Regions from separate parts of the Homo sapiens genome. Here region 1 is linked to region 2. Evidence: chromatin loops called from intact Hi-C (ENCODE). Cell type or tissue: ascending aorta. All regions are shown on one strand. Each heading gives the region's core, and the rest is flanking DNA. Links, peaks and the distances in the headings are about the cores only.

The links. Hi-C counts contacts between places; a loop is a spot of excess contacts. Peaks named below come from ENCODE experiments on the same cell type or tissue, not always from the same donor. Only the 100,000 strongest peaks of a DNase experiment are listed, where the experiment ranks them.
Region 1: a loop joins it to region 2, with 2.2 times the contacts of the local background. A loop is called at or near these places in 1 of 110 quality-filtered maps.

What each region holds. Positions count from the first base shown.
Region 1 is chrX:45,346,270-45,362,806 of GRCh38, reverse strand. No RefSeq gene overlaps it. Among named protein-coding and RNA genes, the nearest start is that of LINC01204, 150 kb to the left of the region's middle. In ascending aorta, for the core only: no CTCF peak of the experiment used is centred there; no DNase peak of the experiment used is centred there; H3K27ac peaks cover 813 bases.
Region 2 is chrX:45,497,570-45,514,106 of GRCh38, reverse strand. It overlaps LINC01204 (long intergenic non-protein coding RNA 1204), which reads right to left and starts at 8,719. Exons shown (of 4, transcript NR_104644.1): 1 at 8,642-8,719; 2 at 3,512-3,610. RefSeq lists an enhancer at 6,414-7,613. In ascending aorta, for the core only: no CTCF peak of the experiment used is centred there; a DNase peak (open chromatin) is centred at 6,926; H3K27ac peaks cover 1,835 bases.

The sequences.
Region 1 (16,537 bases), core at 2,871-10,870, 150 kb after region 2:
TAAATATGAGACAAAGTATTATTGTTTCAGTTTTACAGAAGAAGTCACTGAGGCTCAGAGAGGCTGATCTTGGATCTGGCACCAGTACTAGAAAAGAAGGCAGGCTTCAGACCACTTCTGTTTACTTCCAAAGTCTATAGAAGCTGTGCTCTACTCCCTTGGCCAAGGAAAGCAATTTTGAGGGTCATGACCTAGAAGCATTGGTGATGCCTATGTCTGTAGTTTTTTTTTTTCCTCCATGAGAAAAAGCTTCATTTATGGATGTATTTGCCATCAACTTCCTACCCTTTCTCCTATATTTCAAGGATTTTCACAGTCTTCTTCTTGTCCTCTCTCATTTTGTGTATTCCATATATCCATATTCTTTTTCTGAAGTATAAACCATACATCAGCTCTCTCTGAGATAAGGACCTCTGTTTTATTGTTAAATGTGGAAGCATGATATAAAAGCAAAGCAGAGAATCTCAGTAATCAAGATTTGGGAAATTGTGGAGGGAAGGATAGTGTTTCCTGATGAGTACTTTAAGGCTGAGACAGGCTTTAAGAAAGGACATAGAGACTCAAAGTATCAACTCAAAGACCACTTATTTATTACAAAGTGAAAGAGGAACTTTTACAATGGAAAGATCCAGAAAGTACCACTTTATCCAATGATCAAACCTTGGCCCTACCCATGATGGGGGAAACTGACATAAATTGCTTCCCAAGTGGAAGAAGCACTGATGTCACATATGTGGAAATCTTGCCCAGAATATTTTATCTAAATCAAATTAAGCAGAAACAATCATACAAATCTAGATTGTAGGACATTCTATAAGACAATTGTCCTGTAATATTTTAAAAAATTAATATTGGAGAAGAACTCTTCTATATTAAAGGAAGATAAAGAGACATGACAACTATATGCAAGGTGAGATTCTTAATTAGACCCTCCATCCAAAAAATAGCTATGCAAATATTAAATAAAGGTCATTATCTAAAATAGAAATTTGAACATTGTGTTAGTACATTTTGTGTTGCTATAAAGGAACACCTAAGGCTAGGTAATTTATAAGGAAAAAAGATTTATTTGGCTCATGACGCTGGATAGCTGGAAAGCTCAAGATTGAGCATCTGCATCTGGTGAGGGTCTCATACTGCTTCCACTCATAGAGAAAGTTGAAGGGAAGCCAACATGTGCCAAGATCACATGCCAAGAAAGGAAGCAGGAGACAGAGCAAGATGATGGCGTTGAAGGCTTTACCAATTATACCCCTGCAAAGACACCAATTTAACAACTATGTACATGATAAAAGCACCTTCATAAGAATGAAAAATCAGGAGAGCACGCATTGTACCTTGTTTTAACTTCATAGCACTGACAGAGGCGCTGAAGAGATCACAAAAAGAGTCTGGAATCACCACCAACACCCCTTCCCCATTCCTGAGCAGTGGTGGCATAGAGAAGAGAGTGATTCCATGTGCTGGGGAGAGGGAGAGTGCAGCAATTGTGTGGCAATGAGCTCAGTGCTGTTCTGTTATTGCAGAAAGTAAAACCAGCAGAAACTCAGCTGACACCTGTCCATGGAGGGAGCATTTAAACCAGTCCTAGCCAGAGGAAAATCACTGATGCCAGCTGTCAGAACTTGAGGTCCTACAGGTCTTGCCACCATGGGCTAAAGTGCTCTGGGGACCTAAACTTGAAAAGCTGTCTAGGCCACAAGGACTGCAAATCTTAGATGAGTCCTAGTACTGACCTGGGCCCAGAGCCAGTGGACTGAGGGGGCATGTGACCTCCTAAGACACAAATTGGAGCAGCTAAAGGAGTGCTGGACTCAACCCTCCCCTAACCCCGGGCTTCAAAGCTTGTGACTCCAAAAGAGACCCCTTCCTTCTGTGTGAGGATAGGAGAGGGAAGAGTTGGGAGGCCTTTGTCTTGTACCTTGAATACCAGTTCAGCCACAATAGGATAGGGCACCAATTGAGATCCATGTCATCTTTCTAGGCCCTAGTTCCTGGATGACACATCTAGACACACCCTTTGCCTTAAGGGAACCCACTAACTTGAAGGGAAGGACTCAGTCTTGAAGAATTCACCACCTGCTAACTGAAGAGCCCTTGGACCCTGAACAATCAGCAGTGATACCCAGGTAGTACAACACGGGCCTTGAGTGACACTCTGAGACTTGCTGGCATCAGGTGAAACTCAGCATATTCCCAGTTCTGGTGGCTATGGGGTAAGACTCCCTCTGCTTGAGAAAAGAGGAGGGAAAGATAAAGGGGACATTGTCTTGCACCTTAAGTACCAACTCAGCCACAGTGGGTAGACCATCAAGCAGGTACTTGGGGTCTCTGATTCTAGGACTTGGCTCTTGGATGGCATTTCTGAACCTGACCTGGGCCTGAGCAGAGCCCAATGCACTGAAGGGTGATTCCTAGGCCAGGCAGTATTCATCATGAGCTGGCTGAAGAGCCCTTGAGCCTTAAGAGAACATTAAAGGTAGTCTGGCAGTACTCTTCACAGGCCTGTGGTGGCATTGGCTGATGGGTGCAGCTCCTCTGCCTTTGGAAATGGGAAGGAAGAGTGGGAAAGACTGCATCTTGTAGTTTAAGCATCAGCTCAGCTGCCGTACAATAGAACACCAGATAGACGTTTTAGATTTTTGACTCTGGTCCCTGGTTACCAGATGGCACCTCTGGACCCATCCAGGATCTGATGAAACTTGCTTCCCTGAAAGGAAAAACACATGCCTGGCTGGCTTTAACACCAGCTAATTATAGAGCACCAAGGCCTTGAGAAAACATAGACAGTAGCCAGGGAGTGGTTACAGTGGGCCATGGGTGAGACCCAGTGCTATGCTGGCATCAGGTCTGACCCAGCACAGTACTAGTGATGGCGGCCACAAGTTTACCTGTGTCACTCCACCTCAGCTCCCAGTGGCTCAGAACAGAGAGACAGAATCCATTTGTTTTGTTTGGGAAAATGTAAAGGAAGAGAACAAGAGTCTTTGCCTGGTAATTCAGAGAATTGTTTTGAAATATTTTCAAGACTATCAAGGCAGTACCTCTACAAGTCTGCAAGAACCACAATGTTATTGGGCTTGGGGTGTGCCCTAAAGCAGGTAAGGCTTAGATCACAACACTGAAGTCCTTTAGAATATCTAGAAAGCTTTCCCAGGAATACTGGGGACAAAGAAGCCCAGAGGGCAAAGACTACAATAAATGCCTAACTCTTCAATGCAAAGACACAGATAAACATCTACAAATATCAAGACCATCCAGGAAAACATGACCTCAATAAATGAACTAAATAAGGTACCAGGGACCAATCCTGGAGAAACAGAGATATGTGGCATTTGAGACAGAGAATTTAAAATAGCTATTTTGAGGAAACTAAAAAAAAAAAAAATCAAGAAATCACACAGAAGGAATTCAGAATTCTGTTAGATAAATTCAACAAAGAGATCGAAACAAAAAGTATCAAGTAGAAATTATGGGGCTGAAAAATGCAATTGACAGAAAGGAGATGCATTGGAGTCTTTTAATAGCAAAATTGACCAAGTAGAAGAAAGAATTAGTGAGCTTGAAGTCAAGCTATTTGAAAATACAGAGAAGGAAGAGAAAAAAGAAGAAAAAAGAATGAAGTATGCCTATAAGATCTAGAAAACAGCCTCAAAAGAACAAATCTAAGAGTTATTTGCCTTAAAGAGGAGGTAGAGAAAGAGATAAGTGTAGAAAGTTTATTCAAAGGGATAATAACAGAATGTCAGAAACCTAGAGAAAGATATCAATATCCAAGTAAAAGAAGGTTATAGAATACCAAGCATATTTAACCCAAACAAGACTACTTCCAGGAATTTAATAATCAAACTGTCAAAAGTCAAGCATAAAGGAAGGATCCTAAAAGGAGGAAGAGAAAAGAAATAAATCACATACAATGGAGCTCCAATACATCTGGCAGCAGGCTTTTCAGTGGAAACCTTACAGGGCAGGAGAGAGTAGCAAGACACATTTAAAGTGCTGCAAGGGGGAAAAAAATTATCCTACTATTGTCCTACAATTGTATGTCCAGCAAAAATATCCTTCAAACATGAAGGAGAAATTAAAACTTTCCCAGACCAGAAAAAAAAATAGCTGAAGGATTTTAACACACCCAGTCCTGCAAGAAATGCTAAAAGGAGTACTTCAGTCAGGCAGATAAGAACGTTAATGAGCAATAAGAAATTATCTGAAGGTACAGAGTTCACTGGTAATAGTAAGTGCATGGAAAAACATAGAATATTATAATACTGTAACTGTCATGTGTAAACTATTCTTAAATAGAAAGACTAAATGATGACCCAACCAAACATATGACTATAACAACTTTTCAAGACATAAAGAGTACAACAAGATATAAATAGAAACAACAAAAAGTTGAAAAAAATCAGGGGGACAAAGCTAAGGTATAGAGTTTATATTAGTTTTCTTTTTCCTTTCTCATCTGTTGGTTTATGGAGACAGTGTTAAGCTGTTAAAACAATGGGTTATAAAATAGTATTTGCAAGCCTCATGTTAACCTCAAACCAAAAAACATACAGCAGGCACACAAAAAATAAAAAGGAAGAAACTAAATTAATCACCAGAGAAAATCACCTTCACTAAAAGTAAGACAGGGAGAAACAAAAGAGGAAGAAAAAGATCGCAAAGCAAACACAAAACAAATAACAAAATGGCAGGAATAAGTCTTTACTTATCAATTATAACAGTGAATGTAAATGGACTAAACTCTCCAATCAAAAGACATACTGTGGGTGAATGGGTGAAAAAAAAGGTATCCAGTGATCTGATCAGTTGCCTAAAAGGAACACTTATAAAGATACACAAAGACTGAAAATAAAGAGATGGAAAAAGATATGTCACGCCAATGAAAATCGAAACAGAGCATGAATACCTATACTTACATCAGACAAAATAGATTTCAAGGCAAAAACTGTAAGAAGAGGTAAAAAAGGTCACTATATGATGATAAAGGTGTCAATTCAGCAAAAAGATATAACAATTGTAAATATATATGCATCCAGACCTGGAGCACCCAGATATATAAAGCACATATTATTAGAGTGAAAAAGACAGATAGATACCAATATTATAACAGCTGGAGACCTCAACACCGGACTTTTTGAATTGGGCAGATCTTCCAGAGAGAAAATCAACAAATAAATATTAGATGTAATCTGCACTATAGGCCAAATGAATCTAATAGATATTTACAGACCATTTCATCCAACAGCTGCAGAATACATATTCTTTTCCTCATTCTTAAGGACATATCTATGTTAGCTCACAAAACAAGTCTTAACACATTCAACAAAATTGAAATAATATCAAGCATCTTCTCTGACTACAATGGAATAAAACTAGAACTCAGTAACAAGAGGAATTTTGCAAATTATACAAACACATGGAAATTAAGCAATATGCTCCTGAATGACAAGTGGGTCAATGAAGAAATTAAGAAGAAAACTGAAAAATTTCTTGAAGGAAATTATAATGGAAACACAATATACCCTATGGGACACAGGCAAAAGCAATACTATCAAGGAAGCCTATTGCTATAACTGTCTCCATCAAAAAAGGAGAAAAACATCAAATAAACAACCTAATAATGCATCTTAATGAACTAGATAAGCAATAGTAAACCAAATCCAACATTAATAGAAGAAAATAAGTAATAAAGATTGGAGCAGAAATAAGTAAAATTGAAATGAAGAAAACAACATAAAAAAATCAACGAAACAAAAAATTGGTTTTTTGAAAAATTAAACAAAATTCACAAACCTTTACCAGACTAAGAAAAAAAAAACAAGAAAATTCAAGTAAATAAAATCAGAGATGAAAAAGGAGATATTACAACCAATACTGCAGAAATTCAAAGGATTGTTAGTGGCTACCATGAACAACTATATGCCAATAAATTGGAAAATCTAGAGGAAATAGAAAAATTCCTAGACACATTCAACCTACCATGATTGAACCATGAGGAAATCCAAGGCCTGAATAGATCATAATCAAAAGACATAATCAAAAGGCTTCCAGCAAAGAAAAGCCTAGGTCCTGATGACTTTTCACTGAAAATATTTAAAGAACTAATAACAATTCTACTCAAACTATTCCAAAAAATAGAAGAGAAGGGAATGCTTTCAAACTCATTCTGTGAGGCCAGTGTTACCATGATACCCAAACCAGACAAAGATGCATAAAAAAATAAAATTACAGGCCAATATTACTTATGAGTATTGATGTGAAAATCCTCAGCAAAATACTAGCAAGCTGAATTCAACAACACATTAAAAAGGTTATTCATCGTGACCGAGTGGGATTTATCTCAGGAGTGCAAGGATGGTTCAACATACACAAATCAATCAGTGTGATATATCAACAGAATGAAAGACAAAGATCATATGATCATTTCAATTTATGCTGAAAAACACTTGATAAAGTTCAATATCCCTTCATGATAAAAACCCTCAAAAAAACTGGATATAGAAGGAACATATCTCAACATAATAAAAGCTATATATGAAAGACCCAAAGCTATTATCATACTGAATGGGGAAAAACTGAAAGCCTTTCCTGTAAGATCAGGAACATGACAAGGATGTCCACTTTCACCACTGTTGTGCAACATAGTACTGGAAGTCCTAGCTAGAGTGATCAAACAAGAGAAGGAAATAAAGGGCATTCAAATTGGAAAGGAGAAAGTCAAATTATCCTTGTTTGTAGAAGATATGATCTTATATTTGGAAAAACCTAGACTCCACAAGAAAACTATTAGAAATGATAAATTTGGTAAAGTTTCAGGATACAAAATCAACATACAAAAATCAGTGGCATTTTTACATGCCAACAGCAAACAATTTGAAAAAGATATTTTAAAAAGTGATCCTTTTTACTATAACTATAAATAACATAAAATACCTAGAAATTAAATTAATCAAAGAAGTGAAAGATTCCTACATTAAAAAGTATAAAACATTGATGCAAAAAATCAAAGAGGACACAAGAAAACTGGAATGATATTCCATGCTCATGTATTGGAAGACTCAATATTGTTAGACTGTCCATACTACCCAAAGGAATCTTGATTTAATGCAGTCCCTATCAAAATACCAATGACTTTCTTCACAAACAGAAAAAAAGTCCTAAAATTTATGTGGAACTACAAAAGACCTAGAATAGTCAAAGTTATCCTAAGCACAAAGAAAAAACTGGAAGAATCACGTTACCTGATTTCAAATTATAGTACAGAGCTATGGTAACCAAAGACAATCTCTTCAATAAATGGTGCTGGAAAAATTGGATATCCTTATGCAGATTAATGAAACTAGACCACTGTCTCTAACCATATACAAAAATCAAGTCAAGATAGATTAAAGACTTAAATCTAAGATGTCAAACTATGAAACTACTACAAGAAAACATTGGGGAAACCCTCCAGGACTTTGGACTGGGCAAAGATATGTTGAGCAATAACCCACAGGCATAGAAAACCAAAGCAAAAATGGACAAATTGGGATCACATCAAGCCAAAAGCCTTCTGCACAGCAAAGGATATAATCAACAAAGTGAAGGAACAACCCACAGAATGGTAGAAAATATTTGCAAACTACCCATCTGACAAGGGATTGATAATCAGAATATTTATGGAGTTCAAACAACTCTATAGGTAAAAAACTAATAATACAATTTAAAGGTGGGCCAAAGATTTGAATAGACATTTCTCAAAGGAAGACATACAGATGGCAATCAGGCATATGAAAAGGCACTCAACATCACTGATCATCAGAGAAATGCAGATTAAAACTACAATGAGATACCGTCTCACCCCAGTTAAAATGGCTTTTATCCAAAACACAGGCAAAAAAAATGGTGAGAACGCAGCAAAAAGGGAACCCTTGTACACTGTTGGTGGGAATGTAAATTAGTTCAACCACTATGGAGAGCAGTTTGGAGGTTCCTTAAAAAGCTAAGTATAGAGCTACCATATAATCCAGCACTCCTAGATATATATCCAAAAGAAAGGAAACCAGTATGTTGGAGAAATATCCGCACTGCCATGCTTATTGCAGCACTCTTCACAATAGACAAGATTTGGGAGCAAACTTAATGCCCATCAATAGATGAATGGATAATGCAAATGTGGCGGATATACACAATGTAGATTATTGAGCCATAAAAAGAATGAGATCCTGTCATTGGCAACAATATGGGTGGGACTGGAGTTCATTACGTTAAGTGAAATGAGCCAGGCACAGAAAGACAATCATTGCAGTTTCTCACTAATCTGTGGGAGCCAAAAATTAAAGCAATTGAACCCCTGGAGATAGAGAGTAGAAGGATGGCTACCAGAGGCTGAGAAGGATAGATGGGGGATGGGGGAGGGATGAAGGGTAGTTAATGGGTACAGAAAAATAGAAAAATAAATAAATCTAGTATTTGCTAAGACAATAGGGTGACTATAGTAAAAAATAATTTAATTGTATGTTTTAAAATATCTGAAAGTATATAATGGGATTGTTTCAAACACAAAAGATAAATGCTTCAGGTGATGGGTATCTTATTTGCCCTGATTTGATTATTATGCTTCGCATGCCTGTATCTAAATATCTCATATAACCCATAAATATATACACCTACTATGTACCCACAAAAATTTAAAAAAGTTTTAAAAAGGAGGGAGGGAGGAAGCAAGAGAGAGTGAGAGGATGTGTCAGGTTCTTGTTAACAACCAGCTCTCATTAGAACTAATAAAAGTGAGAACTCTCATTCCTCCAACCAAGTGCATTAATCCGTTCATGAGGATCCACCTCCATGACTCAAACAACTCCCATTAGGCCCCACTGCCAATATTGGTCATCAAATTTTACTCTGAGGTTTGCAGGGACAAACATACAAACTATGGCAATCATGGACTGTATTAGTTTCCTAGGACTGCTGTAAAAAAAAAAAATACTGTACCACAAACTGAGTGACTTAAAATGGCAAAAATTTCTCGTCTCCCAGTTCTGGTTGGAAGAAGTCCAAAATCAAGATGTTGGCAGGGCCATGTTCTCTTCTTTGAATTCTTCCTTACCTCTTCCTAGCCTCTGGTAGTTGGCCAGCAATCCTTGACATTCCTTGGCTTGCAGCTACATCACTCCAGTCTCTGCCTCCTTGGTCAGATGGCGTTCTCCCTGTGTGTCTCTGTCTTTATGTGGCTGTCTTCTTATAAGAAAACTAGTCATATTGGATTAGGGGCCCAGTATGACCTCATCCTAACTAATTCCATCTGCAGTGATCCCGTTTCCAAATAAGGTCTCATTCTGAGGGTTAGAACTCCAACATATCTTCTTTTGGGTGGGAGTAGGAGATGCAATTCAACCCATAGCATCAACTATGTATCTATATATATAACAGAATTGTATTAATGCTAATTTTTTTGAGTCTGATAATTGTGTACAGAGCATGTACGAAAATGTCCTTGTTCTTAGGTAATGCCATCTGAAGTATTTGCAAGAAAAGTGATACAATATCTCCAACTAACTTTCAGCAAATGTCACAAAATACTAACAATTGGTAAATCTAATTGAAGATGCCTATCTAATTGTTCATTATACTGCTTTTGTAACTTTTCTATTGATTTGTCGATCTTCCAGACAAAGTCTTGGGGATAAAGAGATACTTAAAAACCAAAGGAGGAGAAGGAGAAGACATTTGGGAAGGCTGTGGGTTCTCTCCCGTAGAAACTGTAACCCCAACTATAGCATGAGGGCCTTTGGAAAAGTGACTTTCCTCTGCACTCAGCTGCACCAGCTGCAGGAACTACTCATGTAGAATCTCCTCTATGCATTCTTCTCACAGGGCCCTTTCTGTATGTCTCTCTTATGATTTCATTTTCTGCAAGAAATCAACACCACACAGCCCCTCATCCTCTCTCCCTCACCAACATTGTCTGAGGCTTTTGGAATGTTAGCAAAGTGTCTTCTACTCCTCCCAAGCTCAAGTGCAAATGACAGAAACTATTGCTGCAACTGGGACTTTGCTCAGTGAAAACAAGAAAAGGGTTTCGAAAATTCTGTCCTCAGCCAACTCTATTCCTGCTGAATTTTCTCAAGTGAATTCCTTGATGTAACAATAAAGATCACACAGTTACTGTTTATCTTCCCTGAGTGCTTTTGAAACACGAGGACCCCCATAGCCAGGCCTTTCACATAGGCCCCAAGGCACACACTACCCACCCCAAGAGCGCAGCCTTAGGTGCTACCCTGCAAACTGTGGCAATCATCCAGATGCTACATTCCCTGGGCATCTGACCGGGGAATCCTTTTCAAGAATGTCGCTTGAGATCTTTGACTCTTAAACTACAGAGGAGCAAAAGAAACTTGTTTTTCACTGCATTCTGTGCAGGTCCATGCTGAGACCTAAACGACTGTCTCTAGATATAGGAGAGGGACAGACCAAGAGTCCCTGAGCCTCGAGGTCTGAACCGGGAAAATCCTACCTCCTGTTTCTACTCCAGCTATGTAAGGCCATATACAGTCTAAATCAGTGTCAAAGAGCAGTGACAAATTCAGCAGATCCATCTCTCTGGACCAAGCTTGAAGGGAGGAGAGAGGAAAAAAAGGAAGGTTTCTTTAAAATGGTGAGGACTACCTTGTGCAAAATCTTTAACAGCAAGGGAGGCCAGCACCTGAACACAAGCCAGCAGAGCTATCCACCAAGCAATGGAAAAGTCTTATCTCATGACAAGCTGGTAAGGGGACCTGTTGGAATGTGCTTTGAGGAAATGTTGCCACCAGCCTAGCACCAAGGAACCATGCTGACTGAGCAGCTGTCAAGCCTGCCCCACTGGTACCTGGGAGCCCAGTAACCAAACCGTGGGGCACACCATGGAACCAGAGTGACGTCCCCTCAGTGCAGAGGATTACCCTGCATTTATGGTGAAGTAGTGGCCCTGTTGCCAATTTGCATCACATTGATGCAGCCTAGGTCTTTGGAGACACTTAGGAGCAAAAAGCTAGTTTTTCAGCTGTTTCAGGGTGGCTATAGGCCCCTCTCCATCTGCTCATTTTAAAAGAGATATGCAGAGTGTTTTCCAAGCGCCTGGCATAGATGAGGCACTGCTCCTTTGAAACCACTTGGACAAATGCCTAATAGTTTACATTCCATCTGAGTGAGAGCCTTAGTATGCTGAAATTGGTCTATTTCCCCATGATAATTCTAATCATGTCCCCGTACTCAACATCAGTGATACTGGCTTTGGAGGCCAAGCAATAAAAAAAGAGAAGATGGTGGAATGAGGAGATAGGCAATGTTCTGAGAAGGAATGCTCAGCAACAATAACCATGAAGAGTAGAAACAGCAGGGACAGATAGAGGCAGACAACCTAAAATGGGAAAGAAGAATGTCCACAACTTCTTCATCTGGAGAAAATCAGCCACCTATAACCTCTAGCCCTTCAAATCATAGGCATTAAACCCCTCCATTATGTGCTTGATGGTGGAGGGAATAACTAACAACCAGCAGTAACTGAAAAAACTCTAAAGGAATACACATACAATTTAAAGAATATGTTAACTGATCATAGTCTATATGTAAATTAATTTATTTAAATAGCTTAAAGCTCCCATCTTAGGAAGCAGAGCCAGAAAGAAGAAGGAGTTGTTGTGTAAATGATTTGTTGGGGGAGTGCTCCTGGAAGAAGGGGAAGGAGGAAAGTAGAATTGAGCAGGAAGTCAGAGGAGTTAAACAAGGATGTGGTCTCAGCTAGAGACTAGTTTTGATCTGGTCACAAGGGGAAGCTCTGGAACAAGGTGGTACCACAGAATTAGTCCCACCTTGACTTATGGGGGCTGCCTTTTGTATCCCCTTGTTGGTCATTCATTGGCAGAGGTTTTCAGGGACAAATCTCCAGAGAAGGTGGCACCAGTGATTTGTCAACAGCTAAGGGGATAAGTTTGGAAGGAGTTCAAAGGAGATTTAGGTAGGGTACCAACTGCATCCACTACAGTTCTCCTCTACTTAATGTGATTAAAAAGGCAAAAGATAACATGGCATAGCCACCAAGAGGGCTATAAGTTTTTTAAAATAAAATGAAATAAAATAAAAATGGCAAATATTGTTAAGGATATGGGGAAATTGAAACCCTCATTCATGCTGATGGGAATGTAAAGTGGTGCACTCCCTTTGGAAAACAGTTTGGCAGTTATTCAAAAGGTTAAACACAGAGATAACATTTGATCCAGTAATTCCACTCCCAAGTATATACCTGAGAGAAATAAAAACATAAGTCCACACAGAAACACATACACAATTGTTCATAGCAGCATTATTCACAATAGCCAAAAGATGGAAACAATCTAAATGTCCATCCAGTGACGTATGGATAAACAAAATGTGGTATATCCATTCAATGAAATATTATTCAGCCATAAAAAGGAATGAAGTATTGATACATATTGATACATGCTACAACATTGGATGAACCATGAAAACATCATGGTAACTTAAAGAAACCAGACATAACAGGCACACATTGTAGGATTTCATTTATATAAAATGTCCACAGCAAGTTAATCCATAGACAGAAAGTAGATTAGTGGTTGCCAGGGCGTGGGGAAAGGGAGAATGGGGAGTGACTGCTAGTGGATACCAAGTTCTTTTGGGGGGTTGATGAAAATGCTCTAAAATTAGACAGTGGTGATGATTACACAACCCTGTGAACATAATAAAAACCACTGAATTATACAATTCAAAAGTGTGAATTTCATGGTATAGGAATTATGCCTAAGTAAATTACTTGTTTTTAAAAGATGGCACTGCCAATTTCCTGAGCTCTGCATTCCTCAGGTATATGGTGTTGATGTTTCACATATAGATGTCCTTAGAAAGCTATTTCAGCCTGTAGAAAGGTCTTCAAATTATTATTACAGAATATTTTTTGTGAATGCTACAGAATATCTGTTTCTGAGCATATTTTATCTTCTGGAGAGTTTTATAATGATGCTCAAAGTGGTTCTTTTTGGTTGTATCGGTCTACTTCTACCCTAGCTGGGTCCAGTGAATCCATGGTGCCAAGCTGTCAAAGACGAAAAGATATGTAGATTTAATGCTTCTGGTAAAACTGAAAGTTCTCATAAAATTGGAAGATTTTAATACCCTGGAACCCCAGTCATTGCACACTTACTTTGAGCCCTCAAAGTTTTTTAAGAGATAGGTAGGCTGCTTTTACAGCTATTTTGATCATTTTGGGGCACCTCAAAAACGTTTTCAGAAGTAGATTATTTCAGAATTATACATTTAAATGAGGTGCAAAGCTGCTTTGTTATCAGATGACAAGCTGTCTCACTGAGCTAACAAAACATGGGATACCAAGAACATGGGACTACAGGAAAAAGCTACCAAAAGAACTCTGAGATTTTGACAGATGAAATTAATACATCATGCTTTTTCAAAGGTTAATTTCCAAACAGGAAAAAAAATCTCAGTTATACTAGGGTTGGCAATAGCCAAAGGGGGTTGATTATGGAAACACAGAATCAAAAAGGAGGGTCAGGATCAAAATTGGCAGTGTCTACTCAGCATTGTCAAGGGAGAAAAGGGACCCTTGCACATGAACATAGCTTACCAGACCTTGCAGCAGGTAGTCTCTGGGCTGGAGGTTGCTGCATTTAGCTATAGAAACTGAAGCTAGTTGATATTAAAATCATTCAGCCACCTCCTCTCTGTTTCCTTGCCCATGAGCAGCCTTCTGGTCACACCAGGGCTTCTGCTGGAACTTCTCACCCAGATAGAATTTATTAACTAGTGAAAAAAGCAAAACCTAAGTTTCTCATTATAGATTTACATATTAGTGTTCTAGTTTGTGTACCAGCCTCCTGCAACTTGGGTTAATGGTAGTCAGTCTCATGGGGTTTGTTCAACTCTAGATCCAGCCATATACTCCTCTTCTCTAAGGATATCAAGTTAGAGACATGCTAAATAGGGGATTTCAGGAACATAAGCCAATTTATACATCCCTGGGCCTAAAGGCACAGAGTCTTGACTTGGAATGAGTTGACTCAACTGAGCCCAGCTCCCATCATATTCCCTCCAAAAGCCATTCAGTTGGCCCACCCAAGGTGACCCTTTAACCACAAAGAAAAAAAGAAAAGTCTCTTTAGCCTTGTGAGAATACTTTGAGAAAAGTTGCTTCAGTCTTTGGTATATTTCTTTAATTTGTAGACAAACTGTCATGTCACATTGCCTAGATGGTCATATAACTGGACATATTTTATTGAGTCATTCATTATGTGTAGAGAGCAAATGATCAAAACAAAAGCTGACTTCATTGACTTTCTTATGCAAGGCCATTGTGAGCCAAGTTAGAATCAACTCCCTCTTAGTCTCACCCAACAGTATATCTATCTACAGCCATATCTACTATGTTCAAAGTGCAGGAGAAGACAGGGGCTACATCTTCTGTATCTTTATATCCCCAGGGCTGAGCACAGTGCTTGGCATACAGGAGATGCCAAATTAATATTTGCTGGATAGATGAAAAAATGAATGAATGAATAAGTTTCATGGGTAAGAGAAAGTTTGGAAATGAGTATCATTGGCCCAAGAAAGTAGAGACAGGCATGTCATGTTTTGGAAAGATTTCCATTTCTCAAGTGATTCAAATACCAAAGTGCTTATGTTTAAAGGTTAAATATTTACTTATTCACCTCTCCACCCAAAATATGATTGATGAATCAGTTCTCTCTCTCTTTCTCTCTCATACACCATACACTCTCTCTTTCACTCTCAATCTCTTTCCCCTGGGATCTAAAATTTGCAGTTACACTTCAGTTATGCAGCACATTTCTTAGATTGTTCATGTATTAGTTTGCCTGGAAAAGAGGTAGTATTGAAGAAGCCAGAGAGAAATTGAGAATCAAGAGGCCATAATCTCAGAAGCAGAAATTTCTCACTGTTTATACCCTAGAGTGGTGATGGCATATTAACCGAATGGGAGTACCCAGCCCAATTCAATACCAGCATCTTTTCCTTCTTTTTAGAAATAGATAAGTCACTCAAAAAAGGGGTTGCTCCCTTTTTCTCTTCTACTTAGATATCCAGCTCCCTATTGAATAATAGATCAATGTAAAGTAAAAGATAAATTCAATCCCTATTCTAGGAGAATTTACAGTTCAAACACAAGCTAGAAAAGATTAATCTTTTCAGGAAGGGCCACATTTTTATTCACTCTTTCTAGAATATCCTGGATAAAGCTGTAATCATGAGTTGAAGCTTCATCTAAGATTAATATGGATGTAGATATTCTTGCCTCCTTCTATTTGCCTTTTGTCTTTTAATTCATGATCTATATTATAGACTCATAAGTTCTTTTAATAATATGTTCATTTATCTAAAGTTATAGACTCTTTGAAGAAATTTTTCTGTGCTAAGCAGACTTTGAAGGATTTCGAATGATTGAATAAACCGATGGACTTATAAAGGCTCTGGAAGTCCCAAGATTCAAATGGCTTCCCAGGACAGTGAAAATACATTTCTATTACTAAAAATATGGCAATGTAAAGATTAGCCCATCTCTCTTTATGCTTCTTTGTGCAGTGGAATCCATGTAGGTAAATTACTTCAAACCATCTAAGCCTCTAAAAGTGGCCTCCAATATGACTAGCCCTAGAAAAGATACACTTTAGCTCACAAACTTGAGGTAACCTATCAGCATTCTCAATCAACAGGTCCTTCTAGGCCAGTGCATCCCACTCTTGGCTGCACATGAGATTCACTCAGAGCTCTGGTGGATGTCCATTCAACAAATCAGAATGCAGAGGATGGGACCAAGGCATCAGTAATTTTTACCATTGTTTGGAGCAATGTAATATGCAGGCGAAGGTGAGAATCACTGCTTCAATATAATATTTCTCAAATTGTTCCCATGGACTACCAAAATAAAACTATCCGGGAGAACTGGTTAAAAGTGCATGTCTCTGGCTTCTACCATAGACCTAGTCAATGGGTGTTTTGGAAAATCTGTTAGTGTAACAAACCCTACACCGGTGATTCTTATGCATGTTTTAACATACTTTGCAGATTAGCTTTCTCAAATCTATTCCAAGTCCCTTAGATCAGTGGTTCTCAAAGTATGGTCTCTGACTAGCAACATCATCGTCACCTGGGAACTTGATAGAAATGCAAATTCTCTGGGGGCCCCCATCCAAGACCTACTGAATCACAAACTCTAAATGTGGGGCCCCAAAATTTATGTCTTAACATACCCCCAGGTGCTTCTGATGCAGGTTCAAGTTTGAGAACCAATGCCTTATAACATGACTTACTCAGAGCTAGAGGGTAGAAAGCTAAAGACTACCTTTCCTATTCTGTCTTAGAGCTCATGTTCTTCTTGTGACCTGCCTTCTGCCAACTAGATGAACCTCTGTGGGGTATGGAAGGTAGAAATAAAAGGGTGATTACACTTCTCTTGGAAAGTACAGCAGTAGAGGAAGTTGATCTTTCTGTGGTAGTGGTAGCAGAGGTTCCAGTGACTGAC
Region 2 (16,537 bases), core at 3,240-11,239:
AGAGTACAGTGTGCTTAGTGGAAGAAAGAAATGGCTTTTCCCTTAGACACTGTAATTTTTAGTTTCTGGTCCAGATCCTTTTATTCCTTATATTTTTTTTCTATGAACTCCTCTCCCAGCTTCAGCGTCCTTTGGCTTCTAACAGCCCACACCAAACCTGGAGCCATCCCTCAGATACGGAGAACTGGAAATGCCTGGGAGTTTACATTCACCACCACCCCTTACCTTCAGGCTTTTGGCTGGTAACTGACTGGAATAGGAAAGCCAACACCCTCCAAGTTGAGTTAATTGAGTGTATAATGTACCCTGTTGAGCTCTCCTGCAGGATCAAGCTGAAGCTGAGACTTGCTTAGCTTCTTTCTCACCCCTGTCTTACTTCCCCCACTGCCTTACTGATCTCCCCTGGGGGCACGTTCTTAATAAATCATTGGCACAGAATTATTACTGCAAGCTCTACTTCTGCAGAACACAACCTATGATGCTCATCTAGCCATCACTGTATCCCTACAAAGTAGAAATCATATCATAATCTTTCAGATGAAGACAGAAAGGCTCAGAGAGATTGAAAGACCAGCCCAAGGTCACACAGTTGGTAAACAGTGGACTAGACCTAAAATCCTCACCTAGTGCCCCCATTTTTTACTATGCTTCATTGCCTGTCCTTTGGGGCCTGGCATCTGGCCTTATCTTCTGTCTGTGGGCCCTCAGAGGGAAGGTTCTGATGCCTGGGGAAGAAAGCAAGGACCCAAATGTCCTCTGCCAAGCATCTGATGCATAATGGAATGTTTATGCTGCCATCTGGGGCATGGTTTTCCTGTCCGCAGCATTCAGGCAAGGATTTATTGCCACTCCATTCTCCCTGATCGCTGAACAGATTGCCCCCTGTTGCTTGTGGCATGTAACTCCCCCTCTTCCAATCTACTGCCTCTCTCAGACTTCATGAGACAAACATAAAAGTCATGGCCTCAGGAGAATGCTTGATTTCTGTCCAGTCTGTCACACAGAAGCGTCATTGTTAAGTCCTGGGTGGCTCTTCCCACCTGTCATCCCAGAAAAATGGAGTCATCCCTGAGAACACTCCCATGCACAGTGACATTCATTATGAGGCTACCTTTTCAAATTAAGTTTGGCATTTGAAACGAATACTACTTACTACTCCCAAACCACTCACTGCTGAGGTGACTTTCCATCATGAACTTCCTCTCATCTCCACAGACAGTGCTTAAGAGAAGGGTGAGGGAACTTCAGCATCTGCCTCTCACATTCCATTGTCAGCCTCACTCAGGAGGGCCAGTCATTGGTGAAGGTGAGAGGTGGGAGGCAGGAAGGTTCACAGAATCTCAAGACTGGGGGGATCTTTAACCACAACTAAATTCTATCGTGATGCAGAAGCAGGCATCCTTTCAGCAGCAGACTAACCATGCAGAGTTGCTGCATGGGCTATGACTGAGCACCTTCACAGGCAATGAAGCCTGCTAGTAAGCTACACAGAGAGATTGTTCCCTACCTGTGCCAAGTCCCCGTCACTGACCATGGGGTCAAGCCTGAAGAAACTGGAAAGAAACAATGTATAATCAGGGAGACCAGGGAGAATGGAGTGGCGCACACTAGACAGAATGGGTTGAAAAACGTAAATGAAGGTGGGATGCATTTCACTTCCCTGATCCTTAATCTTAACCACCACATTTTTTTTTCTGAAAGTGTTTCCTTAAAATTTAAGTAGTACCTGGATTCACTTCACTTATTTAGCTTTATTACGTAAAGACAGCTTACATAAGAATAATTAATCTTTTTTTTTCCTAGTGAGTACCTGTGTTTTTTGGTTTTGTTTTGGTTTTTGGTTTTTTTTTTTTTTTTTTTTTTTACTTTAAGTTCTGGGATACATGTGCAGAACGTGCAGGTTTGTTACATAGGTATACATGTGCCATGGTGGTTTGCTGCACCTATCAACCCGTCATCTAGGTTTTAAGCCCCGCATGCATTAGGTATTTGTCCTAATGCTCTCCCTCCCCTTAGCCCCCACCCTCCGACAGGCCCCAGTGTGTGAAGTTCCCCTCCCTGTGTCCATGTGTTCTCATTGTTCAACTCCCACTTATGAGTGAGAACATCCAACCACCACATTGTACTACCTTTCTAGGGTTTTCATCAAAAAAGCTTATGTCTTTGATTACATAGGAATTCAGAGTTGGTTCTATGGGTGGGCAGAAGAGTAAGCATTCTGGGTAGAATCATTTGAAAGGCATTGGGGTCTATACCAGTGCCTGAAATTCCATCATTAGCTTCAATTTTTCAGGTAAGGTTTTGCTTCCAGAAAACTCTGACTAACATGAGGAAGGTGACATTAAAATCCATGATCATTGACGACCACAAAGCCCTGTGAGAATTTGCTTACCAGGTTAGAAAACACAAAGCTAGATCCAGAGAACAGTAGTTATTCAAGTTATACTGTTGTTATTCAATAACAGTAGTTATTCAACAGTAGTTATTCTTATATCAAGTGAGGATATAAGAAGATTTGTATTTTGAGGAGGACTCTGGTCAGAAAGCAGGGGATGGGGGCAGCATAAGGGGCCAAGGGCTAGTTGGAGAGCACAGGGTGACACCAATGCAGCAGACTTTCCATGTGCTGAGGCCCTTATAGCAAACACCTCCTCTCCAGGCAGCAACTACCCAGCCATGGAGCTTAAGAAAATGTCCTGTGGCCAAAGAGATGAAACTTGATCTGGAACCATATGCAAGGGAACCCCAGTTGCCCTCCTAGAAGCAACAGGCATATCCCCAAAACCCAAACCTCTCTTTCCTCCCAGAGTCCTTGGTTGGATCTCAAGGCAGATCTCCGTGCAGCACAAGGCCAAGTCCAGCCCCTCCAGTCACTCTCCAACTAGGCCTCTCCAATCCATCAGCCCTCATATCTCTTCTACTTAGTGCTGAAAGTAAAAGGCCAAGCTCTGGATTTAGTCCAAACTTACTGCCTAAAAAATTAAATGTGAGGTCCATGATTTGGGCTCAGCATTGACATAAAAAACAACATTCATGATAAAGCAGTCTCTAGTCCTGTTACCTTTATCATTCCCTGAAAATCCCACATAGGAAATGGTCTGGCTCTTAGCCCTGAAAGCAGGCTTTAGTGAGTCCCTAAAGCTGTAAATGTGAAATGGAGGGAAAAGGGGAGAAGGAGGGAGCAGAGTCTATAGAGGGTTACTTCTTCATCATCTTCCAAAGAAGCACATGGAGAAAATAGGTCTCTACTAATGTGGACAGCAAGAGATTTAAGAATTTAGGTCAGGCGACACCAGATTAGGGAGACCAAGGGTGTGTCTGTGTGTGGGTAGGGGGATAGGTATGGGTGTGCATATGTTGGAAAGAGCTCTGGAATATTAGTCAAAAACCTACCATGACTGGCTATATAGGCTTGATCTAGTCATTTCATCTCTCTGGCCTCAGTTTCCACATTCTTTACAAGGGGACAATACCTGCCCCAGCAACTTCAAAATTAAATGGAGTAACTCACCTGCAAGCTTAAAACATACTGGCATTTCCACAAATAAATGTGAGGCAACATCACCAGGAAATCTCTGGAAATAAGTGACTGACTAAATGAAAAGAAGCTCTGAAAAATGAAAATTAATTTAATTCAGTTGAAACAGTAGTAACATGAACAAGTATTTACTGAGCACTTACTGTGTATCAGGCATTTTTCTAAGTGCTGTACAAACATTACCTTATTTAATATGCACAACAAACCGACAAGGCAAAGACTATTATCATTTCCATGTTACATATTAAGAAACTGAGGCATAGAGAGATTAAGTAACTTGTCTAATATCTCACAGCTAATGAGTAGTAGAATCAATATCTGAACCGAGGCTTCCAGAGCTGGAACTGTGCTAAACTGTTTCTTCACAGGTGCTTAAGCCATCTGCAAGTATTATAGGAGTGGAGCACTAGCTAATAATAATAATAATGACAATTATTATTTTTACATGGTATATTTAGTGCTAGGCACTTCCTTCATTTTCTCATTGACATGCTAGCAAAAGACGTAATGTAGCAAAGTACATTATTCTTGGGGGTTTGTATCTGGCTCTGCCACTTACTAATCTGTAAAATGAAGATAATGTTAGTACTACTTCATATAGTTGTGATGAATTCGGTGAGTTATTATTTATAAAGCCCTTAGGATAACGCCTAGGATACAGTCAATCCTATGTGTGTTCATTAAATACATAAACAAATGCTAAATACATAATTGATAATTATATATATGATCAACTTACATTCATGCTTTGCTTTGTATGTTCTCTAAGAAGAAGCAGTGTGTATGGAGCTGATTACAGCCAGCTCTGTAGTTCATAGGTTGGCTAGAAGCTAGATGCTCAGCTTCACAATCCCCTCTCCTTTTCCCTCCCCACAGGCTGTGCTGTGGCTGCTGCTCCTTTGTCCCCTCCAGGGCTCTGTACCAGAGACTGCTGCCCTCCTCTCTCTCACCTGTTCTCCAAACTATGTAAAAGCAGCCACCATCAGCTCAACCTTCATCTAGGGGCTGCCTGTCCCTTGCCAGTATCCACCTCTGCTCTGAATCAGGAGAGCCCATGACAGGCTGAAGAGGCAGCAGAGTATGTTGGAAATGACTGGGGCAGTGTCTTCAATCAGCTAGGTTTTAGGAAAGGGTAAAAGAAAATAAATCACAAAAGATGCTACCTCCATCAATCTGGCATGGGGGCTAGGGAGACAGTGGTCAGGGAGATGGGGAGAAACAAAGGAAGACAGGAGGTACCACCAAAGCCATAAGGGACCAGAGGAAAATCACCCCCAAATGTTTCCCCAACCCCCTCCTGAACATACACATGCATCAGTCCTTCATGTAGAGGTCTGTGTTGTCTCCAAATCCCCCACCTGAAAATGAAGGGAACACCCAGGTTTCCCTGGAGAATCATCAGCTGAGGCCGTGTCTACACTCAGGGCTTGCCAAGAATATTCCCACAAAGCACAGCTCTCAAAAGCCTCTTCCAGTATATGTTCCCCAACGTATCCACTGAAGGGTAATAAAAGGGAAAGTGAAGGCTCTGACAAAATATTCATTAAAAGAAAATTTTACCTGCATGTGCGTGAACACACAATCCACACCCTATCACCACCAAAACTCAATTGACAGCCCAGATGTGAACCTTTAAAAGATGCTCCCCAACTGCTCACCCTCACTGTTGCCCCCACAGATGAGCTCTGGTGAATTTAACTTCCATCTTTCTACTTGAGACTCCCTTCTAGAGCTTTGTACCCCACCACTGAGAAGGAGCCTTCCTGCTTCCCAAGGACTGCCCTCCACCTGGAACTGCTTTCCCTAAATTGTTCCTGCCCCAGAACTTTCCATCATACCCAGTTTCAGTGAGGTGCGCCAGTCTATCCCACTGGGATTCATCCCACTGGGCCCTCAGCCAGGTTCTTCCTGCTCCATAAGATGATGACTAATTACCAAATGAAACAATTTAGGGAAAATCTGATACAGCCTATTGAGTTCCCCTTCCAGAGGCCCTGTATTTTCAATGGAGCCTCTGGAAGCTCCAGCATTTCATCTCAAGGAATATCTCAAGGGATAACTGGGATGGATTTCTGCTATGCATGTCATGTCACTGGAGTTCAAGTTTCCGGCCCTGTTCACTCACAGGCCCAACTTTGTGTATCTTTTGTGATTTGTTTCCTTTTGATTTCTCTTAAGGCTGGGCTCACAGAAGGCATCTTCCATCCTGATGTTCTACGGTATAGTGAATGGCAGGATTTGCTTTGTTCGTTGTTTGTCGTTCATATAAAGATAGAAGTTGCATTTCATATAGTCAGAGAATGAACTGCATACTCTTTTTTATTCCACTATTTTTGTTGGTGGTAGTAGAAAGGGTTCTTTTCTTCCTTCTCAGTATTGAATCTTATCTTGATCACTAACCAACTACGTGACTTCACTTCCACAAACTTCAGTTTCCTCATCTGCTAAGTGGAAATTTAGAATACCCATCTTATTCGATGGGAGAGGATTAAATAGATGCCTGCTACACAGTAGGTGCTTAATAAATAGTTGTCATATCCTGAGCCTTTAATGTCATGCCTGGCCCTTGTTGATATTCCATAATGCTTGATACATAAGGAATCCAGTGTTGGTGATGAAGATTTGTCTGACACTCATTAAAGTCATGGGCAGTATGCCAGCCTGCTTCTCACAAATAAAGTGTCTATACTGCCCTCAAGAACATGAATACTGGCCGGGCACAGTGGCTCACGCCTGTAATCTCAGCACTTTGGGAGGCCGAGGCAGGCGGATCATGAGGTCAGGAGATCAAGACCATCCTGGCTAACACAGTGAAACCCCGTCTCTACTAAAAATACAAAAAAAAAAAAAAATTAGCCGGGCGTGGTGGCGGGCTCCTGTAGTCCCAGCTACTCGGGAGGCTGAGGCAGGAGAATGGCGTGAACCTGGGAGGCGGAGCTTGCAGTGAGCCGAGATCGTGCCACTGCACTCCAGCCTGGGCGACAGAGCGAGACTCCATCTCAAAAAAAAAAAAAAAAAAAAAAGAACATGGATACTGTTCTATTCTCTAATGAGGGCATATTGTCCAGAGCCAGAGATAGGAACTAGAGTATTTCTCTGCCCTGATTTCCAGGAAAGGTGAACAACAACAGGGCTAATTATCTGGAGCTAAAGAAGAATTCTTTAGGATTTACAGGCAGAAGATTCATCTTGAAAAGACCTATTTCCATAATAGATTTTGCTTTATAAATGCCTTTTCAAAGGTTGCTATTTGACAGGAAAAGCTTTCAGCTTTCTTCTTCTTTTTTTTTCAGGCTTGTGACCTCTCACCTACTTTGAATGATTCACTCAGTCTATTCACTGCCCAGGAATGTTGGCTTTGGCAAAGAACCACAAGTCTCTTAAAATAAACACAACTGGGCTTTCATCTCATAGCGATCGCTGCTGGCTGCATATTTCACACACTGTATGGCAGGATATGTTAAATTAAAATCATAATCTCCCCAGTGAAATCTAGGGCCTGGTTAAGCCACTCGAGAATTACTCATGCATTAACTTCCAATGAAGAATATGAGTAATATCTTCAGCCATTAACTCTCCCAGGTAGTGGTCTCATCCTCTCCCAATTATCCTAACCCACAGTAAATTAAACCCATCCAGAAGAATGTCATTTGGAAAGGAAGAAGTCAATGCCAATGCTGTTTCAAATATGTAGGTCCTGGAGAGGTGAGCTTGAACTACCTTGTCAGTTCTCTCAATCATATCTCAAAGTTTAACTTAAATTTTGCTAAATCAATACACCCAATCCATATGGATTAACAATATGCTCAACATTGTGTTAAATGTTTTGAGTAGTTCAAAGAATATATGACACTGAGCCTTTAGCAGCTTAAGGTCTTCTAGGTGACGAACAAGATTAACACATCGAGAAAATAGTAACAGAGGCCAGGTACAAGACAGTGGTAAAGTGGAGAAAGCAAAGGCTTTTCTCAAGTGAGGTTCAGGGCCTGACTTCTCTCAACTGTGACTGCAGGGTAAATCTTTGGGCTTACATAGTATCTCAGTCCTAACTTTTAAAATGGAGGATGTTATACTAACTGGATTGACTTCACAGAGTAGTTGTAATGTTTAAATAAAATAAAGAAGATAAAATTGCAATGTACAATACCACTTTTTATAGCCTGTGATAAAACAAGTGGAACAACTTAAGAAATAAGTCCAAGAAGGTTATTTGTCTTCTGGGGTTGCCTTTAAATGGTAGTGAACAGATAAGACACAGGGCTATAAACTTCTTGAGGACCAAGGCCAAGGCCATTCCTTTTTGACTTTAAATGTTGTTCATACCCTGCTTAGTGTCAGGCACATAGTAAGTGCCTAATATATTTTTGTTAAGTGAATGAATAAATGAATTCTGAAGTGCAGTTAAATTAAATTTGTGTATATTACAGTAACACAAGAGGCCCTCCTTTGGGGCTTCCCAGAGTTTTCTCCTCATTTATATTACCTGAAGAATTTAAGAGAAGTAAAATCCTAATGCTTTACAAGAGCTTTTGCCCTGTGGGCTTTCTTGAGTGATTGCTAACAACGTATCCCTGGACACCACTGAAATGAGCTTTTCTGGGCCCATCCAAAACACAGCCACAGAAAAGTGTTTGTAAGGCCCCCCTGCCCCAAATCCATAATGGGAAGATATTATGAAGAGCCCTTTGTGCTTCAGTTTAGCCCAGTGGCTAAAACAAGACTGAAAATGCACTAAGCTACGAGTGGCTGAAGATATACACCCCACTGTATAAAAACAAAATGAAAGAACAATATCTGTCTGCAAAGAGGCTCATCACCCAGTTCATGGGCACATGCCCCAGGAAGTCACAGAGAGAGGAGCATTGGCCCATCATGCATGAGATTCACTACGTTGCTTCAGAAAACAACAACAACAAAATACTTACAGTATTAAAACTGCTATTTTTCCTTCTCATAAATGAAATCTTCATGAAATGTGGTATTTCCTCTAAACCATGACAAAGGGAAACAGATATACACCATGTAGGAAATGACAGACTTTGGAGAAACAGGAAAACATAAAGTACCTTAGAATGGAATGAATTTCTGATAAGGAAGCATTACCTTCATCAAATGAAACACAAAGCAGCAAGTCTTTTCCCCAGCAACAAGCAAGCTAAAATGTGGGCACTCCCTGGGGTGACATTGTGTTATGATGATCTTGCCCTATGGGAGAGCTCACAGCACAAGCAGGCACTTGTGAATCACACTGTGGTCGGAACAGAGGCTCAGAGAAACATGTTTATCTTCCCCACTTTCCTACTTGTGTGCATCTTGCACCTGTCTCTGTACATATGGGGTTGATTCTTCTCTTGTTTATTGGGTTTGGGGACTTAACATCCCTGTGTGTGTATTTATGTCTTTCCCATTTCTGCAATGAGGTTGTAAGATCAAGATTTTTGTTCTTCATTCTCTAAATTTCTATAGTACTGTTCTACATCTAGTACTATCAATGAAAGTACTGTAAGATAGAGGAATCATCCTATCAGTTTGGATCCCAATAGAAAACAGAATTCAACTCAGAAAGTTCAAATGAAGAAACTTAAAGAGACCACAACTGGGTTATAAGAACAAATAAGAGGCTCCCTCTCCCTCTCCCTCTCCCTTGTCTCCATCTCCCGCTTTCCACGGTCTTCCCCTCTCCCTCCTCTCCATCTCCCGCTTTCCACGGTCTCCCTCTGTTCCCGAGGCTAGACTGTGCTGCCGCGATCTCGGCTCACTGCAACCTCCCTGCCTGATTCTCCTGCCTCAGCCTGCCGAGTGCCTGGGATTGCAGGCACGCGCCACCACGCCTGACTGGTTTTTGTATTTTTTGGTGGAGACGGGGTTTCCCCGTGTTGGCCGGGCTGGTCTCCAGCTCCTGACCTCGAGTGATCTGCCCCCCTCGGCCTCCCCAGGTGCCGGGATTGCAGACGGAGTCTCGCTCACTCAGTGCTCAATGTTGCCCAGGCTGGAGTGCAGTGGCGTGATCTCGGCTGCTACAACCTCCACCTCCCAGCCGCCTGCCTTGGCCTCCCAAAGTGCTGAGATTGAAGCCTCTGACCGGCCGCCACCCCGTCTAGGAAGTGAGGAGTGTCTCTGCCTGGCGGCCCATCGTCTGGGATGTGAGGTGCCCCTCTGCCTGGCCACCCAGTCTGGGAAGTGAGGAGCGCCTCTTCCCAGCCGCCACCCCATCTAGGAAGTGAGGAGCGTCTCTGCCTGGCCGCCCATCTGGGATGTGAGGAGCCCCTCTGCCCGGCGGCCCAGTCTGGGAAGTGAGGAGCGCATCTTCCCGGCCGTCATCCTGTCTAGGAAGTGAGGAGCGTCTCTGCCTGGCCACCCATCATCTGGGATGTGGGGAGTGCCTCTGCCCGGCCGCCCCGTCTGGGATGTGAGGAGAGCCTCTGCCCGGCCGCCCCCTCTGGGAGGTGAGGAGCACCTCTACCCGGCCGCCACCCCGTCTGGGAGGTGAGGAGCACCTCTGCCCGGCCGCCACCCAGTCTGGGAAGTGAGGAGCGCCTCTGCCCAGCCACCTCGTCTGAGAAGTGAGGAGCCCCTCCACCCAGCAGCCGCCCAGTCTGGGAAGTGAGGAGCGTCTCCGCCCGGCCGCCCGGTCTGGGAGGTGGGGAGTGCCCCTGCCCAGCAGCCACCTGGTCTGGGAGGTGGGGGGCGCCCCCCCGGCCACCCCTTCTGGGAGGTGGGGGGCCCCTCTGCCAGGCTGCCACGTCTGGGAAGTGAGGGGCCCCTCTGCCCGGCCGCCACCCCATCTGGGAGGTGTACCCAACAGCTCATTGAGAACGGACCATGATGACGATGGCGGTTTTGTCGAAAAGAAAAGGGGGAAATGTGGGGAAAAGAAAGAGAGATCAGATTGTTACTGTGTCTGTGTAGAAAGAAGTTGACATAGGAGACACCATTTTGTTCTGTACTAAGAAAAATTCTTCTGCCTTGGGATGCTGTTAATCTATAACCTTACCCCCAACCCCGTGCTCTCTGAAACATGTGCTGTGTCCACTCAGGGTTAAATGGCTTAAGGGCGGTGCAAGATGTGCTTTGTTAAACAGATGCTTGAAGGCAGCATGCTCCTTAAGAGTCATCACCACTCCCTAATCTCAAGTACCCAGGGTCACAAACACTGCGGAAGGCCGCAGGGTCCTCTGCCTAGGAAAACCAGAGACCTTTGTTCACATGTTTATCTACTGACCTTCTCTCCACTATTGTCCTATGTCCCTGCCAAATCCCCCTCTCCGAGAAACACCCAAGAATGATCAATAAATACTAAAAAAATTAAAAAAAAAAAAGAACAAATAAGAGGGTTGAGGCACACAGAGACTAGCACAGCAGGAAGCCTTTACCATCTGAAAGCCTGAGGAGAACACAGGAAAAAACAGAGCCCCTTGTAAGCTGTCACATAGAGGAGGGAAGGGGGTGCACAATGGTGCTATAGTCATAGAAGATCTCAGCTGCTGTCTGAGAAGGAAGGGGTGGAAAGAAATACTTCTACCTGTTTTCCTTTTGTCCTATCTCATGCCTGTGCCTCTGTTGATTGAGCTCAACTAAAGGTGTGGTGGTAAGGAAGTCTGGTGATGCAGTCCATGGGGATCCTCCTCCAAGATCACAGAGCAGGACAGAGAAGGGCAAAGAATGGTATGGGACAGGAACGGAGGAGTGGTAACAGAGAATAACCCTCAGACCAGGGAAGACATCAGCACTTAGCCATGCCCACAACAGTGTCCTGAGTGTAGTAGGGCTCAAGAACTATTTATTCTATGGCAGTCCTCAAAGATAAGCAAGACAATATAGAGGGTTGATGGAACACTGCCATCTATGTGCTCTTTGTTGTTGCTTTTAATTTTCTGTGCTAGTAGTTTTCCTAACACTTGTTACCTTATCTAGAACTGTTCTTTGCTATTTATCCTGATTCTCCCCGTCACCTCCCCACCACCACTGAGAATAAACACAGGCAGTGAGACTGTAAACAGGTTGGTTAACCTTCTGGACCCAAGTTCTGTCTCTAACAATGTGGGGTGTGGACCAGATGCCTGCGGCTTTCTTCCAATCATAAAATGAAACATAAATAAATAAATATCAGTCTTTGCTCCTAACATTGTTAGTGGGGGAAAAAGGAAAAAAATAGGAAGGGAGAGATGAAAATAAATGATGCAGAAAGAGTAGGAAGAATAAGCAAGGATAGCTGAAGTAATTGTTGTTGTTTAGAAACTGTAGATTTTTATGGACTTTACGTAGATTTTTAAATCCATGATAATACTTAGTGAAACTCTTCAGCGTGTGTATATAAGTGGTGAGGATGAGGGAGTGCTCAATAAGCAAATTCAAGCCATTAAATTTCAAATCTGCTTTTCGCAGGAATCCAAAACTTTCCCCAAACAGTTAAACTTTCAAAATGGCAAAAGATCAGTTATGGTTTACTGAAGATTTTGTATTCATTACTAATCATATCAACCATTGGCCAAAGAAGCATGGTAGCCTTTACATTTCTGAGCATCTGGAGATGTTTATTTTACAGCTAATAAAGTGAAAGAGAACCACTCCAGCAATTCCTCTCTAGGAGTCAAAAATAGAACAATTGGAGAAAGGGGATTTAAGTATAATTATCTTAAATTCCTTTAAATCACTCCACTATTTGCAGAACATCTTGAAGACACATCTAAGCTTGTTTGTATAACACTGCTAGAATATTACTGTTCTCTTCTATGAGTCCCTGAGTTTTTTTTTTAACATCCTACTGCCAGGGAAATTTGCTGGGCATACATAAGGATTCATCTTGTATTTTCACTGTGCTTGTCTTCCCTAACTCCCAATAGATTATGTTAGGGGACACCTACTAAGAGCCTCCAGAGTATCTGATACTTACCCAATCAAACCATTCCTCTCACTGTATGACAATATTTTGCCCAACTAGTTGACATCTCTATCACACTGTGGGCTCCCTGAGGGTAGGACTGTAGCTGTCTTGCTCACCATTGTGCATAATGCCTGGAACATAGCATAAATGCTGAAATATTTTTTGAATAAGTGGAATACATGAATACTTTTGCCCTCTTTCCCAAAGTATAAGTCCTCCTGAGGTTAGGAATCCTGCTACTCAAAACAGGTTCCCTTTTCTCAAGTCACCAGTTCAAACCTATCAATAAAAAATGAATGTTTTTGTATGACTAACACAGAGGTGCTCACATATCTGCCTATTTGTCCTACTAATATTTATGGGACACTTACTACGTGCAAGGCTTACGCTAGGCACTGGAAATAAGAGTGAGCAAAACCAGATAAGATGTTCGCCCTCATGGAGTATGTATAGAATTTTATGGGAGACAGTTATTAACCAGATAATCACACAAAGAAGCAAAATATTATAATCAGAAATGCAAATTAAACTATTAAACTGGCAAAATTTAGACAGCTAGATAATGCCAAGTGTTGGTATGGATGTGAGGATCCAGGAATTCTTATGTTCTGCTGGTGGGAGTGTAAACTGGTACAGCTATTCTGGAGAAACCTAGAATTATATAGTCAAAGTTACTGTTACTGATGCCCTATAGTCCAGAAATTCCCAAATAACTTATTATATGGGGCCATAAGGATACGAGTAGATGATCAGATTCATATTCATTGCAAATAACTTGTGGTAGTGAAGAATTTGAAGCAAACTAACCTCTAACTAGAAGAGAGGATAGGTGAATGTAGTAGATGCACCCCATGGAGATGCCCCAGTAATTGGAAACAAATGACTACATCAGAGGTCAGCAAACTGTGACCCACCTCTTGGTTCTGTCTTTTTGTTTATAAATAATTTATAAATAAAGTTCTAGTAGAAAATGGCTATGTCTGTTTCTTTAGGTATTATCTATGGCTGTTTTCACACTACAACAGCAGAGCTGGGTTGCAACAGAGACCACATGACCTGCAAAGCCAAAAATGATTACTATGTGATATCCCTTACAAAAAAAAATGTTTGCTGATCTCTGGACTAGATACACAAGGAGAAACATGGACAGATCTTTAAAACAGTGCTGAGTTTTTAAAAAAGTAAAAAAATAGAATGATATATATATCACCGGTTCTCAAACTTGGCTGTGCATTGAGATCATCTGGAGTAATTTAAGAACTATAATGCCTGGGTCCCATCATAGAGTCTGATTTTTTGGTATGAGCTGCAAGTGAGACATTAGATTAAAGCTATACAGGTGATTCCAATGTGCAGCGATGTTTGAGAACCCCTCAGATGTGTGTGTGTTGTGGGTGTGTATGTGTGTAAACACATATGATACAATATTTTCTTGACCACACAGAAAACTTGAACACAAAACAATAACACAAATTTTGGGAGAACACTTAATGAGCCAAAAGATATATATTAAACATATTGGAATGATTGCATATGAAAGGGAAGAATGGAAATGTCATATGAGTAATTATACATACATACATACATACAAGAATAACTACCAGAGAGGGGCTTTGTGTAAACCAATGACATTAACATTCAATGAGCTGAGAAATATGTTAACTCATCTCTTCCTCTGAAGTCCTAAAAGAAATGTTAACCATTGCATCTGTTATATGACACATATTTAAATGTGTACTGGATATCTCCTCTTGGGTGTCTCAAAGACAAGTTTTATTTAATTAGTCCAAAATTGACCCAAGGTATTTCCCCTCAAGTCTGTACCTAAAGAAGCACTTCTGGAATGGTAAAGTAAAGACTTTAAAAACCTGCTCCTCCATAAAAGCAATGAGAAAACTGGCAAAAAATGTCAAAACCATTTCTTTCAGAACTCTGGAAATTAACCGAAGGCTTTCAACAATTTGAGAATTGTTGATTTAAGAAAAGTGGCTGGGAACAAGGTGGTGGAGTAGAAGGTTCCACTGATCATCGCCCCTGCAACGACATCAATTTAACAATTGTCTACAAAAACAAAACAAAACAAAAAGCTGGAGGCATCACACTACCCAACTTCAAACTATACTACAGGGCTACAGTTACCAAAACTGCATGGTACTGGTACAAGAACAGACACATAGATCAATGGAATGAAACAGAGAACCCAGAAATTAGACTGCAACCCTACAACTATATGATCTTTGACAATCCTGACAAAAACAAGCAATGGGGAAAGGATTCTCTATTTAATAAATGGTGCTGGGATAACTGGCTAGCCATATGCACAAGATTGAAACTGGACCCCTTTTTAATATAATATACAAAAATTAACTCAAGATGGATTAAACACTTAATGTAAAACCCAAAACTATTAAAACTCTGGAAGATAACCTAGGCAATACCATTCAGGACGTAGGCACAGGCAAAGATTTCATGATGAAGACACCAACAGCAATTGCAACAAAAGCTAAAATTGACAAATGGTATCTAATTAAACTAAAGAGCTTCTGCACAGCAAAAGAAACTACCAACAGAGTAAACAGACAACCTACAGAATGGGAGAGACTTTTTGCAAACTCTGCATCTGAACTAAGGTCTAATATCTAGCATCTATATGGGACTTAAACAAATTTACAAGAAAAAAAAACAACCCCATTAAAAAGTGGGCAAATGACATGAACAGAGACTTTTCAAAAGAAGACATACATGTGGCCAATAGTCACATGAAAAAAAGCTCAACATCACTGATCATTAGAGAAATGCAAATCAAAACCACAATAAGATACCATCTAACACCAGTCAGAATGGGTACTATAAAAAAGTCAAAAAATAACAGATGCCGGTGAGGTTGCAGAGAAAAAGGAATGCTTACACACTGTTGGTGGGAATGTAAATTAGTTCAACCATTGTGGAAGACAGTGTGGCAATTCCTCAAAGACCTAAAGATAGAAATACCAATCAACCCAGCAATCCCATTACTGGGTATATACCCAAAGGAATATAAATCAATCTGTTATAAAGACACATGCACACATATGTTCATTGCAGCACTATTCACAAAAACAAAGACATGGAATCAACCCAAATGGCCATCGATGATAGACTGGATAAAGAAAATGCGGTAGATATACACCATGGAATACTATCAGCCATATAAAAGAATGAGATGATGTCCTTTCCAGGGACATGGATAGAGCTGGAAGCAATCATCCTTAGCAAACTAACACGGGATCAGAAAACCAAATACTACATGTTCTCACTTTTAAGTGGGAGCTAAATGATGAGAACACATGGGAACGAAGAGAGGAACAACACACACTGGAGTTGATTGGAAGGTGGAGAGTGGGAGGAGGGAGAGGATCAGGAAAAATAACTAATGGATACTAGGTTTAATACCTGGGTGATGAAATAATCTGGACAACAAACCCCCATGACACACATTTACCTATGTAACAAACCTGCACGTGTACCCCTGAACTTAAAATAAAAGTTAAAAATATCACACAGTGTTCCATAAATGTGAACAATTAGTTCAATTAAAAACAAGCAAAAAGCAAAAACATTGTTAGCAAAAAAGAAAAAAAAAAAACTACACAAAGAAAACACCCTCATAAGATCAGGTGAGCCTTCATAGTACCTGGTTTTAACTATATGAATCGCCAGTGTCACCCCTCCCTCACCACCCCCCGTTTCTCCCTAGCAGCAGCAGTGTGGTACAGAGAGCACTTAGTACTCTCTAAGAACTAAGCAAAGGGGACTTTGTCTTTCAGGTTAGGTACCAGCTTGGCCACAGTTGGGCAGAGCACCAAGTGAGCTCTTGGAGTCTTTGATTCCAGGATTTGATGCTTAGATGGCATCTCTGGCTCTGCCATGGGCCAGAAGAGTGCCCACTGCCCTGAATGGTGAGTTCCAGGCCAGGCAGCATTTACCACAATCTGACTTGAGAGCCCTTGGGTCTTAAGGGAAAATCGGCAATAGTCTTGCAGAACTCCCCATGGTCTACAGTGGCCGTGGCTACAGGGTGAGGCTACTCTGCCTTTAGAAAGGGGAAAGAAGTGTGGCAAGGACTGTCTTATGTT